Regions from separate parts of the Mus musculus genome. Here region 1 is linked to region 2. The links are chromatin loops, found by intact Hi-C in ENCODE. Cell type or tissue: gastrocnemius. All regions are shown on one strand. Each heading gives the region's core, and the rest is flanking DNA. Links, peaks and the distances in the headings are about the cores only. Region 1 holds the start of Gm35190 (a long non-coding RNA gene). Region 2 overlaps Net1 (neuroepithelial cell transforming gene 1).

Evidence for each region. A loop is a pair of places that touch in the nucleus more often than their neighbours do. Peaks named below come from ENCODE experiments on the same cell type or tissue, not always from the same donor. Only the 100,000 strongest peaks of a DNase experiment are listed, where the experiment ranks them.
Region 1: it touches region 2 in a loop (2.7-fold over the local background); 7 of 42 quality-filtered maps call a loop at or near these places.

The regions. Positions count from the first base shown.
Region 1 is chr13:3,765,719-3,774,052 of GRCm38, reverse strand. It overlaps Gm35190 (a long non-coding RNA gene), which reads left to right and starts at 6,743. Exons shown (of 4, transcript XR_382020.3): 1 at 6,743-6,931; 2 at 7,282-7,390; 3 at 7,985-8,153. In gastrocnemius, for the core only: no CTCF peak of the experiment used is centred there; a DNase peak (open chromatin) is centred at 3,643; H3K27ac peaks cover 3,723 bases.
Region 2 is chr13:3,889,703-3,898,036 of GRCm38, reverse strand. The region is part of intron 3 of Net1 (neuroepithelial cell transforming gene 1); the gene reads left to right. Among named protein-coding and RNA genes, the nearest start is that of Net1, 24 kb to the left of the region's middle. In gastrocnemius, for the core only: no CTCF peak of the experiment used is centred there; DNase peaks (open chromatin) are centred at 916 and 4,472; H3K4me3 peaks cover 4,609 bases; H3K27ac peaks cover 5,698 bases.

The DNA of each region.
Region 1 (8,334 bases), core at 130-8,129, 120 kb after region 2:
TTCCTCCCTCTCTCCCTCTCCTCTCTCAGGAAAAGAAAGGAGAAAGCAGAGAAGAGGAGTGAAATAGTTCAGATGAAAGACAAAGCCACCTCCATTGAGCCAAGGAGTTTTCATATAAATCTCCCCATGGGTAGAAAATTGATGCTTGTAATTCAAAAGATCAAAAACAAAAACAAAGAAACCCTAAGAATGAGAGCGTTAAGGAAAGACATTATGAATACTAAAATTAGAAAACTTAGGCTTGTAGAGATGGCTCAGTCAGCACAAATGTTTGTCCTGCAAGCATAACGACCTGAGTTCAACCCCCAGAATCCATACAAAGAAGCTTGCCTGCCACAATGGCACACTTGCCATCCCAAGGTTGGGCAAGCAGAGGTAGGCCCATCCCTGAGGTTTCTGGCATGCCCAGGAGCCTAACTAAGGTCCAGGACAATGAAAGACTGTCTCAGAAAACAAACTAGGGCAGAGGAGATGACTCAGTAGATAAGCCTTTGTAACAATGGCATAAGAACTGGGGTTGCGATTCTCCAACACCCATCAAAAAACCAGGGGGGCATAATGGCCCATATCCAACTCAGGATTCAGGAGGCAGAGACCAAGTTGGGTAGCTGGATTAGCCAAATCATTGAGCTCTAGGTTCAAGTGAGAAATCCTGCCTAAATATGTAAACTAGAAGATGATTCAGAGTGAAACCTGATGTCAACCATGGGCCTCTATGTGCACGCACATCCACACCCACATGCAGGCTCACATACATTCAAATGTGTATATACAAATGCACAGATACCATACACATACAGGAGAGGAGGAGGGGGAGGAGGAAGAAGAGGAAGAAAAAGAGGAAAAAGAAGAAGTAAAAAGAAAATCATTAGAAGGCACCTAAAGAATGGCACCCAAGTTTGTCCTCTGGCCTCATACATGCACATACATACATGAGCATGTACCACCAACATACATCATTTACATAAACACACAAAGCCAAATTGAATTTAGGAGGTGGGAGCCAGGTCCTCAGCTTAGAAGGAAGGAAACTGAGCTGCTGGTATGTGAAGTAAGACATCATGCAAGTGTTTCTCTATGTTCAGGAGAGGCTGCCACATGGATTCAGGCCCCACTGCCAGGGTGAGACAGTATGGCTAACAAGTGTCTTCAGGAGTGGAGGGAAGAAAACTTCACATCTGGACTGGTCTCGGGATGGGTATAACTCTCTAGACAAAATGACTTGGGTCATCTCCAAGAGACCCTACGCATCCCCATCCCCACCCCCACCCCCACCCTGAGCTTCTCTGTGTGTGCAACATCCTCATTCATAAGATTATATACAGTCAGTTTCTCCCAGACATCTATTTACCTAGGACCTCTGACCAAGACGACAAAAAGCAAGCAGAAACTGTCCTTCACTGGAGTGTCCCACCCTGACCCTCAGCCTCTCAGGTTCTGTATTTTCTCTTATGGACTCTTCCAAAAAAGCACAGCTTCTATTCACACTGAAGGGAAAGCTGTCCCTCCCCCATTCTTTTACCTTGGGTCCTCGCTAACTCTGCAGAGGAGGAAAAATAGTTCCTTCTCAGGAGACCCAGCTCTGACCACTGACCTTGCTCTGTCTTTCAGATATTGCTGCTCATCTGCAGGGTCCCTGTGTCTGACACCCACCCTGCCTACACTGGCAAGCTGGACACAGTAATGTAATGAATCTCTGAGTGTCTCAGACAGAATCTACATCTAGCTCCCAACATTTAGTGAATCCAAGGAGACAAAAAGAACTCCCTTTCCTCCCTTCCCCTCCCCCTCCCTCTTCCCCTCCCCTACCCTTCCCCCTTTCCCTTCCCTTCCCTCCCCTCCCCTTCCTTTTCCTCCTCTTTTATTCCTTCTCCCTGACTTCCACACCCTCTTCTTCCCTCTCCTGTCTTTTTCCCTCCTTTTCTCCCTTCCTTTCTCTCTTCTTCTTCTTCTTCTTCTTCTTCTTCTTCTTCTTCTTCTTCTTCTTCTTCTTCTCTCTCTCTCTCTCTCTCTCTCTCTCTCTCTCTCTCTCTCTCTCTCTCTCTCTCTCTCGTTTTCCTTTTTGAGGTACTGGGACTTGAACCTAGGGCCTTGGCCTACACTAACCAAGCAACCTTCCACTAATATAAACCCAGACCCCCTTTCATTTTATTTTTGAGACAGGGTCTCTCTAAGTTGCCCCAAGCTAACAGAGACGTTGTGGTCCTTCTGGCTAAGTCTCCTGAGTATTTGAGATGTATATCACCATACTATACTGGGGGCTTCCAATCTGACCCAAGCCCCTATGAGGATCAGATCAGTGATTTTTTTTTTTTTTTTTTGAGATCAGTAGGCTGAACTTCTGCACAGTAGTCCTCAGTACTAGAGGCATCTGTACTCTCAGAGTTTCTTCTACTTCCCCATCAAACTTTTGTTCTTTAGCTTATATCTTTGGGGAACTCTGTTCTCAGAAAACAAAACTGTTGAAACTTTACAGAGAAGTCAGAAAAGCAACTACTGCTTTGTCGGACAAGGGCCCAACAGGAGGAGACCGTGCCAAGTCTCCTTGGGGTAATGCGAAATGGGGCAATCAAGGACTGAGCTCCAATGAAGGGGGACAGAGTGTGGGGAAAGCAGGAGGGTCTCTGGACCCAACCCATATTTAGAGACCAAAGGATATGTAAGTAAGGAGCGGTCTACACATGTGGAAGGGAAAGGGAGACCGGAAGTGCAAAGAACCCAGGCAAGGAAGGGAGCAGGTAGACATTGGCACCTCACTCCTCTCTTCCTAGCAGGACCCCTCTCCCCAACCATGGGCTTTCCCAAACACAACCACAGTGTTCAGGGCCTGGAGGGTGGATAACATAGGGACCATCAGGGAGGCTCCCAGACAAAAGTCCCCAGCTTTTTATAAGAGAAGTCCCTGGGAAAGTGAGAATTCTGCCTTCAAAGCACCCTAAGATGCTCTACCCATAAAGGCCTGAGTAGGTGTGGTACAGCCCAGGAGTCTTGAGAGGAATCACAAGTTTCACCCAGTTTGACAAGGCTGGGAGTAGGTAGGGCTAGTTCTGAAGCTCTAACTTCCCTAGAGCAAGCCTAGGCTGGGAATGAGGCAGGGCTGCTTGGGGCTCATCCACCCCCTCTCTGAAACATTCTTGGCTCATCCTTGACATTTTCATATGTCATTTCGGTTTACCGTCAACTCTGAGGTGCTTCCCTGAGGCCATCGACCCTTCTCACTCCGTTTCACTATTATACTAGTGACTCCTTCTCTAAGGATCCCAAGGGACCCATCTTCTATAACACAGGCAGAGAAGTCACACAGCTCCGTTTGTAAGAGTGAGAATTCCCATAAGCCACTTACTTCTTTCTGATGCTCTGGTGCTTTTCCCACGATCTCCTCACACACCCACCATGCAACATTGTCTGCACACTCTTGCAAAATTACCCATCATGGCAGAACTAAATCCTCGTGGCACTGTGAGGAGCTTACACTAACTAGCCCATCCTTCTATTTCCCCCATGTGTGCCTGGCACTGCCTGTCAGGGAAACATCTCACATCTGAGCAGAGCCAATCTGCTCCCTACCCCAGGGTACAAGCCACAGAGTCTAACACCACTACTCAATTCAAAACCAAACACAGTCTTGAAGGAAAATTCATCAGCCTTGGCAGTGGGCCAGGCAGTTAAACGTGGATTCGGATCACAGATCATTTCTGCTAATTAAACAAATATTTTTCCAGAGCTGTCTTGGTTTCCGCTGTTGCAGTTGGCCCAAATTGCTGGCACACGCAGGATAGGAGCCATCCCCTGAATGTCTGTGTGGACCAGAGGGCAACAGACAGAGTTTTTGAAGTAACAGCAAAGCAGGTCTTCAAAGTGGAGACACTTTGTCCAAACAGAAAGAAGGAAAAGGGAACAAAACACTGGCCAGCGCTAATGGTCACAATCCTTGCACTTAGTGAGTCCTGCTTACAAGCAAGCCTGTGCTCACACAGCACTCTTACAGAATGCACTTTCTCCCTCCTACAAATCACACACACACACATATGTGCGCTCTCTCTCTCTCTCTCTCTCTCTCTCACACACACACACACACAAACACACGCATACACACGTGCAAGTAATCTAGAAATAGAATAAATTATTCCAAATTTTGAGACTTGAGTAGAGGTTTTTGTTCCTTCTCTGAAGGAAGTATAAGGCCAATCCCACAATGTTACTTAAAGAGCCAGACAGCCAGGTCACAAGGTCTCTATATGATGAAATTCACCATAGTCCTTCACTCTTAGAAAATGTATTGTTTACAAAATCCCTTTCACTAGACCCTGGGCTTAGGGCAACACCCAGGCACTGCATGTCTTGGATCAAGTTCAAGAAGTTTGTGGGTTCCCCAAAGCCTGCCGAGAAACAACCACAGTTTCCAGCCTTAGGAAGACGGTCATGGAGAAGTCAAGGTATTGCCATGCTCTGCACAGTGTGCAGGGTTGTTAGGGCTAGGGAGATAGCACAGCAGGTAAGAACATTGCTTCATCGATGTGAGGACATGCCTTCAAACTCCCATGTAAAGAGCCAGGTACAGCCACTCACCCTGCTCTTACCCCACCAATGTGGGACAGGAGAGAGGCAGGAGGATTACTATGACTGTGAGCTACCAACTTAGCTCCAGGTTCAGTGAGAGGCCTTGTTCCAAGAGCTAGCATGGATAGAAAAGCATTGACCCAGTCCTTTGGCCTGTGATTATGAGCACAGGGCTTTGAACCCTCAGGAAGTGTGCATAAGCCGCCCCCCCCCCAAAAAAAAACAGAGAGAGAGAGAGAGAGAATATTCAAGCTCACAGAGTTTATCTTTTGTCAGCACTCTAGAATAATATTACTTAACACTCAGCACCCAAAACTTTGCCTACCATGCCTCATCTTACCCTCCAAATGCACCTTTTAAGCTTGGACCTCCTGGATCTTTTCCAGAAAAAGCAACCCTGTGTTGTGACACTTGACAATGAAGCAATGTTTCCTTGGCTTCCTACTTGCTGTGCACACCCATGGCTTTCTCTGGCTGCCCAGGTAAGGAAGTGTGTGGTGGAATCTCAGAGGTTCCCCAAGTCCACTCTTGCACCTTCACACTACTCCCAATAAAAAACTAACATCAAAGGAGCTTTGTGCATTACAGGGAACTTGGCGTCTTTCCGGAGGGCCATGTTCTCTCTAATGACCAGGACTTCCCTTGGAACTCGGCAGTTCTGAGGATTTATCTCCCTAGCATGTCCTGTTTTCTGACCAAGGGAAGCCTGTGGGCACACCAGATCTGAGAGTTGTGCAACAGCTGCCAAACAATAGATCAAAGGCAGTTTCTTCTGAAAGTAGAGACTGTCCTGTTATGATTCAGGAGCAAAGTCAACCTAATATGTCAGAAGGAACTCCAAGCTTGAAGGGAACTCTCTCCCTGAGCACCAAGGTGGCTTAATGCATTTTCCATTTGACAGGTCAATCACTGAGAAGACAGTTTGTTTTTTTAGAGGTGTTCAGAGCATGTCTTCTCTTTTGACCTCAAGAAGTTCCTTCCCTACCCCCACATTCTTGCCAACATTCAAGCTAAGGATGAGGACTGTAGAACATCCTATCAAGAGTCTGGCTTGGGGAGACCATCATATTCTCACAGCTGCACTGGAGGTAACTGGACACATCATGCCTGGAAGTTGGGTCTGGGAAAGAAGACTGAAAAAACCGGGGTGTCCCAAAAGACCCAGGGAGCATCAGTCCAATGATACATCTAACTTTCAGCTGATTGTGGTGACAGAAGAGTCCCATAAGCTGACTCTAAATGCTGCCACCAAGGGCAGGCATAATCTAGAAAGGAAACAGCTCAAAGCTAAGTATGATGGCACACACGTGTAGCCCAAGCACACTGGACATAGAAGCAAGATGATCAGGAGTTCAGGGTCAGTCTGAGAAGATGGTTCAGGCAATAAAGTGCTGGCTATACAAGCATGGAGACCTTTGATTCCCATATAAAATCCAGGCATGGGGGTGCACTTGAAAACCCAATACTGGGAAGGCAGAGATAGACATGTATGTATCTGGAGCCATTGACTAGCCAACTTAGTCTACTTGGCAAGCCCTGGACAGTGAAAGACTTTGTCTCAAAAACAAAGAGGATGGCTCCAGAGGTGTAACACTTGAAGTTGAACCCTGATATCACATCTGCAAGAATACACACACACACACACACACACACACACACGCACACGCACACGCACACATAGTCACAGGAACACAAACATAAAAGAAGTTCAAGGTCATCCTTGGCTACATAGTGAGTTTAAAGCAAGATTGGGGTATATGTGACTCTGTCCCATTATTACCAAGAACAAAAAAGAAAAAAAAAAGAAAGAAAGAAGGAAGGAAGGAAGGAAGGAAGGAAGGAAGGAAGGAAGGAAGGAAGGAAGGAAGGAAGGAAGAAAAGAAAGAACAGGAAACCTAACTAATTAAGTGGCCATGCCTGCAGTGCAGGGGTTATAGCCAGGGCGGAGAAATGGTGGAGAATGTATTTATTCATAATGAAGAATTATAGTGACCCTGTGGGGAGGGAAGTTTTGCCATGAAGCCTGCCAACACATTAAATTACCCCCTAGAGAAATTCACCACACCCCAGAACCAACAACACCACTGTTTCTTGCATTCCTCCCCTTTGCCCTGATCCCAAAAGGGACAATGTTAAAATGGAGCTCTCCTGCCCTGAAGCTAGGACAGCTGGGTGAGCTGGGCAGATCTGGATGACAGCCACTCCCAATTGCCTTCTGAAACAATCACAGAGGAGGTTGGGGGGAGGTGCTGCTGCCCAAAGAAAACACAAAGACTCCTCCTTTGTAGAAGTAAGATGCTGTCTTGGCCAGCTACTTGGAGAAAGCAGCTGATTCAGTATGAAGAGCAAGTCTTTTTTCTGGCAGGACCAGGTAAGGAAATGGTCTTCACATTCTCAGATTTCCACAAGACCCAGGGTATGTGTGCACCTGTCCTGCTGTCCTGTAGGTCCACCTGAAGGCCCCCTTCCTCAAAGAGTCCCCATACCCTCCTCAGAGAGACCGCATTCTGTCTCAAGCTCTCACAGTAACTACACTGTTCCTGAGGGATTCAGATTCCAAGGTTTGGGTCCTCTTCTTTAAGTTCCCAAATAACCTAGATGGAGAAACTAATCAGAATGTAGGAAAATGTTCCAGTGGAGTTTGAAACAAGGACCTCACTCTCTGAAAATGACTGCGATATTTTCAGCCATTGGACCAACAGCTGTCTGTTTATTCTACAGTTTACAAGTGATGAAGGCATCCTGTCTGGAGTCTCTATCTTGGGGCTGGGGAAGATGATGGAGGACACACCCACTGTTCCAACCAAGGAATGCTGCTTGTTTTCATGCTGTACGTAAATCATAAATCATATGGTCTATAATTGTCTTCCCAACGTTCGTTGTCAAAGAAGACCTGGCCTCATTGCCACAACTCAGCTTTACATAAAACACACTTTAAAAAAAAAAAAAAAAAAAGATGGATTCATATAACCCAGACTGATCTCAAATTCTTGTTCCTCCTGCCCCTGTCCCAAGTTCTGGGATGTCAGATACACAACACTGTGCCCTAGAAGTATTTTAAAGTGCATAAACCTTTTGGCAGACCTCTCTCCACAGAGAATGACTCAGTAATTTCTTTATAGACTGAGGTAATATTTAATCAAGTATTTTAGCACATTGACCTTTGATGTACCAATTGCTGCAATTTCTGAATTTTTGTCTTTGATCAAATGGATATTTCTACTCTTCTCCAAAAGAATGATGCCTTGGAATGCATCAACAATCTGGGGAGATGAGGGTAACCTGGATCATATAAATACTATGTGGGAATTTCAAGTATGAGTGGGGCAATCGCTCTCATAACAAAAATCTATTATTACCGGATCTTGAAGTTAATCCTCCCTCCCTTAAACCCCCATGTTCTGCTTTTTCTTAACACACACAGGCTGTCTGGAGGGAGAGCCAAGAGTCCTCCTGGGGAGGAAAGTGTGAAGAACTGAATGTCTAAATAAAGGCTGTTCTCTGCGCACCTTGCATCACACAAGTACCCTCCTGCTGTATGGAACCTTCCTGCTTGCTCAGAAAAAATAGACCCAGCCAGTCTGCCATCATCCGTAAGTACACACACATAAATAACCTGGCATTTAAGCCAGTTTCTAATTTAACTACAATACCTTGTTAGGGGTGGAGGGTGCAAAGAATATTTGGACAATGACAGAAAACCAAAAACAAACTTATGGGGTAGCCATGTGTCTGTGTGTGTTTCCCAGCCTTACTAAAACTGAATTCAGCACT
Region 2 (8,334 bases), core at 141-8,140:
GGAGGAACCAGCATCCTAGTGTATCAGAAGAGATGTGGCCTGGCAAGATGACACAGGAGGTCAAGGCATTGGTCACACAAGCCAAACACCCAGAGTCTGATCCCTAGAACTCGCAGTGGAAGGAGAGAACCAGGCCCTAAAGCCGTCCTCTGATTCATATCTGCACACATACATATCACACACATAATAATAATAATAATAATAATAATAATAATAATAAATCTCAAGATAGGAACTAATACACTCTACTGGAAATTATTATTATCCTGTGTATTTGAGACAAAGTCACCACAAACAGCAGTACTCATTTTACTTGGTATTTGTGTTATCTTTACAAAGAACAAGATGCAAACATCATCTTTTGTACTCTTGTTCAATAGCACTTAATTGACCTCAGCTAAGCTCTTTTCTACACCAAAGTACTTACTAAAGCTTGAATACACACACTTTTTAAATCAGTGACTTTTTAAAAAACAAATCCACAAATAACTTCATTACTCATTTCTTTCATAATGTTTCTGTACTTTTTTGTTAGTAGTAGATTTCTCAAAAGTTCCCATTTCTTTATTGGTGCTTCCTTTTTTAGTAACACTTTTGAATGTTATTTATAACTTATCTATTTTAGTAGAAAAATAATACATGTTACATATTTGTGATTTTTAAGTCTAGAGTTTTAAAAATAGAACAGTTCCTTGCATTTAGAAAAGGTCCTGAAGTATTTATGATCTGTGGAATGTGTTTTATGCACTATACAACATTTAAATAAATGTTTACATGAGGGTCAGAGGTATAAATAATCTATGTTTTTCTTCAAATGAAAAACTTGTTTATGTAATCATCGATATAGTAACCTAAACAAACGTGATTACCATGTTGAGAAAAGCAGGCTGCCCCTGCATTTCACAGTATTTCCTGTAGAGGGCAGCAGAGAACTTAGTTGGTCTTCGGCAGTCCTGAGCCTGCTTGCCAACTTACCTGATAAAAGGAAGCAGTACCTACAGCAAAAAGTGTTTTTTACTTTCAAGGTTGAGTTTACTTCATACTAAATGTAGGTTGAGTTTTCACCGTAGGCATAAGGATAGCCTAACAGTCCCCTTTTGGTAGACAGAGGACGCAGTGTGACCTTTCCATCCAGGCAGAACAAGGTTCTCTAACTAAAGCTGGGCCTTGCAAACCAGTAACTTTATCAGAAACTTGATTCTGTTTACCAAGCTGTGCTATTTTTAGATAAGTGAAGGATAAATTTTAATTTTTCACATCTTATTCCCCACACAATGGAAATTCAACCGGCTGATTACCTCCATGGTACCATCAGTCAAGAACTGGGAAAACCTTGCTGTTGAGAGCCTCACTGGGCATGACCACTGGTTGAAATAAGGCCTCTCCTAACGTTAACCAACTAATTTATCTCTGTGCCTATCCTGTTATTGTAAGTCACCTGAAGTCCCAGCCTTTGCCTGTGGTCTCCTCTTTAAGACATTAGCCATTATTAAATGAACATCGGCACAGGACTCAGGAGGTTTAGATTTGAAATCTCGCTCTTCTGAACCTCGTTCTAGTGCTTTCTACGCACTGTGTAGGTTACCAGAACATATGCTGAGGGGTTTATGCCTGGTCTCTTGTCTGGAAGATATACCACAACAAAGTTGAACACGTTCAACTCTTTCCAGGCACGGAGTCACCAGCACCTTTGGATAAGTTTCTTAAATTCCCATCTTTCTCCGTCTTCAAGGTGACAGCAGTGATGCTTTGTAGCATTATTAAATAAAGTCACATGCATGGAGCTGTAACACAGAGTTCCCTTCCTGTTCTTCACCCCTCCCTTTAAGTTTCCTCTTGAGTAAACTGAAGAGCATGGGTCACTAGTCTGTGCCAGCTGAACGTGGACATGTCCATGTTGTGACTTTGGGACGTTATCTAGTTGTCTTGTTCAAGATTAGACCACAAACCTACACATTAAAATGAAACTAAGAGTTTACTGGCCAAAGGTTTGTTGTTTTCGTTTGTTTGCTGTAAACTGTTTTGGTTTTAACTGGTCCACTATGCTAGATCCAGTTTGTTTCACATAGACTTTCTGCTTGAGACATCAGTCTTTCCCTCTAGGGTCCCAGCTGAAAGACGGAAATGAAAACTATCCTTTCCCCTCCTTATCTTGGCCATACTTCACACAGAGCTAAGTGGAAAAACAGTTTTGAGAAGACGTTGGGTAAGAGACCCATGAGAATCCCTGGCAGCCTCTTTCCTAACCCCACTGCACTTCCTTCTCTTCCCTGCTGGGACTGTGTGGCCATGCTGTTGGCCTCACTTGCGTTGGTTTTTAACTGAGGAAGCTAACTGGACCAAGTGTCTCAGCGGGTCCTGCTGGCCTACACTATTTATTTGTATTATCTCGAAGGACCTTTGATCTTACCTGAAAGTCCATGATATTCACGTGCCTCCAAGTGAAGCCGTGTACCAGCTGCTTTTACAAATAGTCATCAACTCTAAAGCAGGCTCCACCACTCAAACAGCAAGATGCAGAGCCCTGCGAGACCCTGGTGGTGGCCTGAATGTGTAGATACAGACATAGCCATGGCCCTTCCTGGACAAGGTGGTGCTAGGCTGTACATTGGTAAATCATGCTTTAGTCTCACCTCACTGTTTGCCACTGATTCTCCCGCCCCCTTGCCAGGATTTACCTCTGTCCCTGCTGACAGATCTGAGATGCTCAGTAAAGATCTGTAGCTCTTTCCCTTCCCTCTTCCCCTCCTTCTTGCTTTCTCTCTCTTTCGTTTACAGAATTATTTTTCCCCGGTGGTCATTCCTCCAGTATTTACCCCTTGGACTGTGTTTTAGTTCAGATTTTTCCAAAGAAAATCCATGCAGATATCTTCTCCACACCCCTCCCAAATGACTCCAGATCTGACTGAGTGGCTTCAGTTGTGTGTTCTTGTTCCTTCAGATGCAGTGGATCAAAAGAAATTTAGTATTTTCTTGCAAAATCATTGTTCAACTTGTGAAACAGTTGCTCATATGTTTAAAATCGTTGACACATTGCATTTGTCCTCAAGCTCTTGGTACCTTATGCCTTCTGAGATTTGCCTGGTTTCCCAGTCACCTTTAATCACCTTCAACACCTCTAGCCCCAGGTGCCTGCAAGGTCATCAGCCTGTGGCCTTGTAGGAAGGAGTCTGTCTCCTCATCCTTGTGCTCTTACTCAGTCCTGGGTGAAGCAGCGAGGCATTGGAGGTTCACGGAAGCCCAACCTGGAAGCCCAACCTTTAGAAGTTTCCCTGCGAGCTTTCCCACCCACGTGTCAGGCAGGAGGGTAGCCCTGAATGGCACTTGCTAACTACACGGCTTACTTGGACTTGCAAAAGCTTTTACCCCTGCCTCTCCATACAGCCTGCTTCCGCCGTTACACACTAGGGTCTCGGCTACAAAGCCTACACTTTATCACCCAAGAATCTAGAGTTGTGCCTTTTCATACAGGGCTTATTTTACACTTGTAAATACTTCACTGTAGCTTTCCAGTTTCCCAGCATATAATATCTGCACACTGTTAATTAAGATGGGCCTACCTACTGTGCAAAACAAATCCGGGAGGAAGTCCGCTATATCTCAGGTCCTAACTTGAGAAATAGTGCCCTTCCATATAGGAAAGTTTTGGACAAGTTGGCAGCTGGCCTCTCCTGGGTGGCTCTCCCTGGGGTGGGGCTGTTCTTCCCTTTAAAATGCCAGGCTTTGTAAGCTGGACTGTTGGACCTATGAAGACCATATCAAGATAAGTTTAGGGGAGGATCCTGCTGTGTGTTTTTATGGCATAAATGTCTCACACCAAGATCGGTATACTGATCCTGGAAATTTGAACTAGGCCCGTCTAGCTTTTCCCAGGACCAGGTGGTCCAATAGGAATAGAGTGGACTGAAGGTGCCCTCTGTGGTTCCCTGTCAGTCCTTGAATTTAAAAAAAGGGGGTGGGGGGAGCAGGAACTACTTTAGATTTTCTGTGCACAAAGTAACAGATGTACTGTGACATTTTCATATAGGCCTCTCCCCCATGAATCCTTTGGCCCCCATAGGAACCTTGTTTTAAGAGGCAGGTAATTTTACCGTTGTGCTTAAGCCGGTGCTGCTGGGTAACTAGGCTCTTCTTTACTACATAATTTTTTAACCCACAAGTCTTTGCTGCGTAGTTTTTTAACACATACTCAGCCCTTTCCAAGGCACTAATTTTAGAGAAATCTCTAAATTTTAGAGGTTCTCTGTCAGTAACTAAGTGCTAGAGAAGTAACTGAGATAGGTTCCTCTGGCGTTCACTCGGCCTCCTGTGGGCTTCGGCTCTTTCTGTGCAAGTTCCAGTGCCTTTTTTATTGCGAGGGACCGGCTTAGCTCAGGCAGCTCCGGGCTCTCGCGGAGCAGCCTAGGTGCGCGCCCCTCCGCAGTTATCGGGAGTCACGTGGGTCCTGGCCCCGCCCCGGACTCCTGAGCTCTGCGTGCGTGCTCGCTGCCTTTGCAGAAGCAGAGCTCCACCGCGAGCGGAGGCATGGGCGCATGGCTGCCGGGCCAGGCTGAGCTCTCAGAAGAAAAGCCCGGCGCCTTGGCGGCGTTGCCCTGCAGGGCTGACTCGCATGTGGACTAACCCGAAAGATTTGAAAGGACACTTGTAAAGCATGGTGGCGCATGATGAGATCGGAGGTCTCCTGCCCATTAAAAGGACGATCCGAGTCTTAGATGTTAATAACCAGCCCTTCCGGGAGCAGGAGGTAAGAGCAGACCGAAGGAATGCTTTCCAACTCCGCAGAACTTCTAAGATTTTAAACTTCACTTTCAAACTTTTAATCGTATTACATCCTAAAATGTGCAACTATTATAAGCAAGGCTGAAATGTGTTTAAGAACTGTGGTCTAAGTTTAAGCAATTTTTTTTTACTATAGCATAGCTAAAATTGTGAAAAGTTACATACAAAGGAGATTTTAAATATATGAGTCTCTGGGTAAACATTTCTCATGTTCGATATGGTTGTGCTTCCCCCCCCCCCCCTAACTTGCATTACTAAGTCATGGAGACTGTTTTAAGAAAGGAAAGAAAAAGAAAAATATTTTCCTCTCGATGCTGGTGAACAAGTGAGTAAGTCCGACCTGGGATGCGTGTTCATTCTTTCCCTGTGTAGTTAGGCTTGCCGTTCCCTTTTTCCTTCTGAAAGGGTATTTGAGTCGGGGGAACACTGCCTGCCTGGCTTTCTAAAGTCTTTATGAACATTTATGGAAAAAATTATTTCATGCAATTTTTTTGTAATCTTGGCAGTTGATTGGTGCTGCGGTGTTTCCTGCTGCCAGTAGAAATGGTTATGGGTTCAGCCTACCAAATCTTTTGAAGATAGTGATGGTTTTTTACGAAAAATATATATGTAATTGTCCATTTTTTAAATGAGCAGTTTAATCACATGCCTCAAGGAGACAGCTTGTTATATACAATCATTGGGGCGCCATTGGGGGTTGATACTGAATTTTGTTATTTGTTTGGGTTCACTTTTTCTTACATTTTATAAAATCAACAAGAGAATGCTTCTTCCTACAAGGCTGTGAGTGAAAATCCCCAAGGTAGTTATCTTTCAAGGCCCTCAAGGTTGAGCCTTTTCCGTAGGATGAGACATGGGCTATTTTCCTGGAGCATCCAAATAACCAGGGTCAGAGTCCCTGCTTCAGAACACAGCCCTCATGACCTAAGGAAAAATAGTTTGTAATCAAAACTTGCCTTTATCTCTCTCAAAAAGCCTTTTTTATTCTTGTTTTTCTGTTTTTCAAAGTTGTTGCCAAGTGAGCGATTATGTTTGAAGGAAGGAATAAAACCGAGACGCAGGCTGCCCTTTAAAGTTCCATGATTTGACTGACCCTGAAGTATGCCTTGTCATGACATCATTGGGGGAAAGGTTACCCAAGCGGCTGTGCTTATAAATAAGATACATCCCAGGAAAGCTAGCATGAAAGTAGACGTAACTTTCTTATAGATACTTTGGAAATATTTTAGGACACCTCCCCTAAGTAGGGGAGGTGAACTCAAATTGAGTTCTCAAAGCCCAGCAGGGTCAGGCAGCTTTCCTACTAGGACGGATGCTCTGGCCAGCTGAACTAGATAGTCTGATTAAAGATTAACCTAAGTAAACAGCGTAGACCCCTGAGAGTGGCTTTGCCCCTTCCAAGTGAACCTTAGCCCTCATAAAAGGTTGCCTGTTGCGATAGAAGTTGCTCGACGTTAGCCTTGTTAGCATTCATGTTTATTCTCCCAGATTTGCTGCTTGTCTTTAGGGGAGACAGGCATCAGTGTCTATGAATCCTAGTGTTCACTGTAACAACCTTCCAGCTCGATAAGCAAGTCACCACCATTATATAATTAAGCCTGGCCTTGGGGGGCTGGGTGTCTGTGCCTGTGGGGGAGTGTGGGTGTGTACTTTCATCAAGTCCAAATATCACTGCTGAGTCCTGCCAGGGAGAGGTGCGTGTAGGTGTAACAACAGTCTTATGGTGCAGATGTTCTTGTCCTTAATAAATCAGATAACTGAAGGAGTTCTCTTGGACCTGTAGAAGGACTGCTTTGCTTATAATTTTCCTAGCTCAAATTGTAATCCATATTCCCAAAGATATAGATTTTGCCCCTACCTTTTTGCTGACTCTTAAGTGCCTAATCCATTTCACTTCTCCACCAAAAATAAAATAAAATAAAATTATGTTTGATCTTTTCTTCAACTAGTGTCTGTATCCTGAAATTGACAGTGATATGTTTTTACCTTTCATTAAAATTTTTCATTATTTGAAAAGGAGTTCCCAAATGGTTGTTCCACCATGTTTGCCATTTTGGTTTGGTTTGGTTTGGTTTAGTTTAGTTTAGTTCTTTTTGGTTTAGTTTGGTTTGGTTTGGTTTTTGCTTTTTTTGAGTTCACACTGGGTAGCCCAGGCTAGGTCAGGCTAGCCTGGAACTACTGTCAATGCTCTATTTAAACCTGCCAAGTACACACACTATACTTTCTTACCAAACATGTTAGACTTGACTATTGAATAGCAATATGCTTTATAAAGAAGTGATATTGTAGTTATTTTTAAAGAACTGTGAATGTGTTTAGCCACCAAGTGCAGTCTGAAGAAATGCATACACAAAATTTATATTAGTGCCTTACAAGTGCTTTTAGATAGACACTTAGTTACCTAAGTCTACATGTTGTAGTTCTCTAGTGAGAGGGTGCCTGCCTGATACTCACAGGACCTGCTTAGTCAATCAGAATCATTTCTTTTTCATTTTAAACATTACATGGGGGGGGGGGGGGTTGTTGGCTTCTTTTTTTTTTTTTTTTTTTTTGAGACAGTGTTTCTCTGTGTAGCCCTGGCTGTCCCGGAACTCACTCTGTAGACCAGGCTGGCCTCGAACTCAGAAATCCACCTGCCTCTGCCTCCCAAGCATAACATAGTTTGTAATTGCCACGAATTTAGAAGTTTTACATTAACTAATCTTAAAAGGCAAGAATTTGACAATTTTATTTAGTATGATAATATCAAAATGTCTTCTTAGGTAAACTGACTTTTACTTTCTGACTCACTGGGAGGTGCACCTTTCTAAAGACCTTCAAACGGAGCTTAAATATTTGGTGATTTACTAGGAAGTGAAACTTTTATGCTTTGAACAGGGAAGAGGTGCTAACCTCTGCTTCCAAAGCACACGAGTCAGGCAGCTGCTTTGGTTCCAGTTCATGGTGGCATATCTTGCTTTGTGAGGTAATTCTATCTCCATTCAAACAGGAGACGCTTTGTGCCGTCTTTACTAAATGGAAAGGAATGCCTCTAGCTGCCCCTGCACACGCGTGTGTCACTCAGTCTGCACAGATGTGTGCTGAAGGCCCTTGTCAGACGGCATATGCCACTTTACTGCGTGGCTCAAAGGCTTCTTGTTCAGCTCATTGTGGTTTGTAGTTTAAGTTTTGCTTCCCAGTTAGTTATTTGGAGGAGGAGGGAGTGGTTTACAACCCTGTCTCTTCAAGCCTCCAGAGTTTGGATTCTCTTTGAAGTCCTTGAGTCTCTGAGGTTCCTTCTGGTGCGTGTATGTGCACACTCAGGAGCTAGATGCTTCGTGGGCTGTGGACTCATTTATGCTTCTTTCTAACTTTGTCCTTTTTTCCCACTTTGTTCTTAAATTATACGAGAGTTATTTTTACTTGGTTTCCTTGCACCCCTCTCTTTTAAAGTAATTTGTTCTTGTCAGAAATTTTAGGGGAAAGAATGTTTTTCTGTTACTTTTTAATTTAATGGTGATCTATTTTTGAGACAGTGTCACTATGTAGTCCTGACCGGCCTTTTGCCTTGAACTC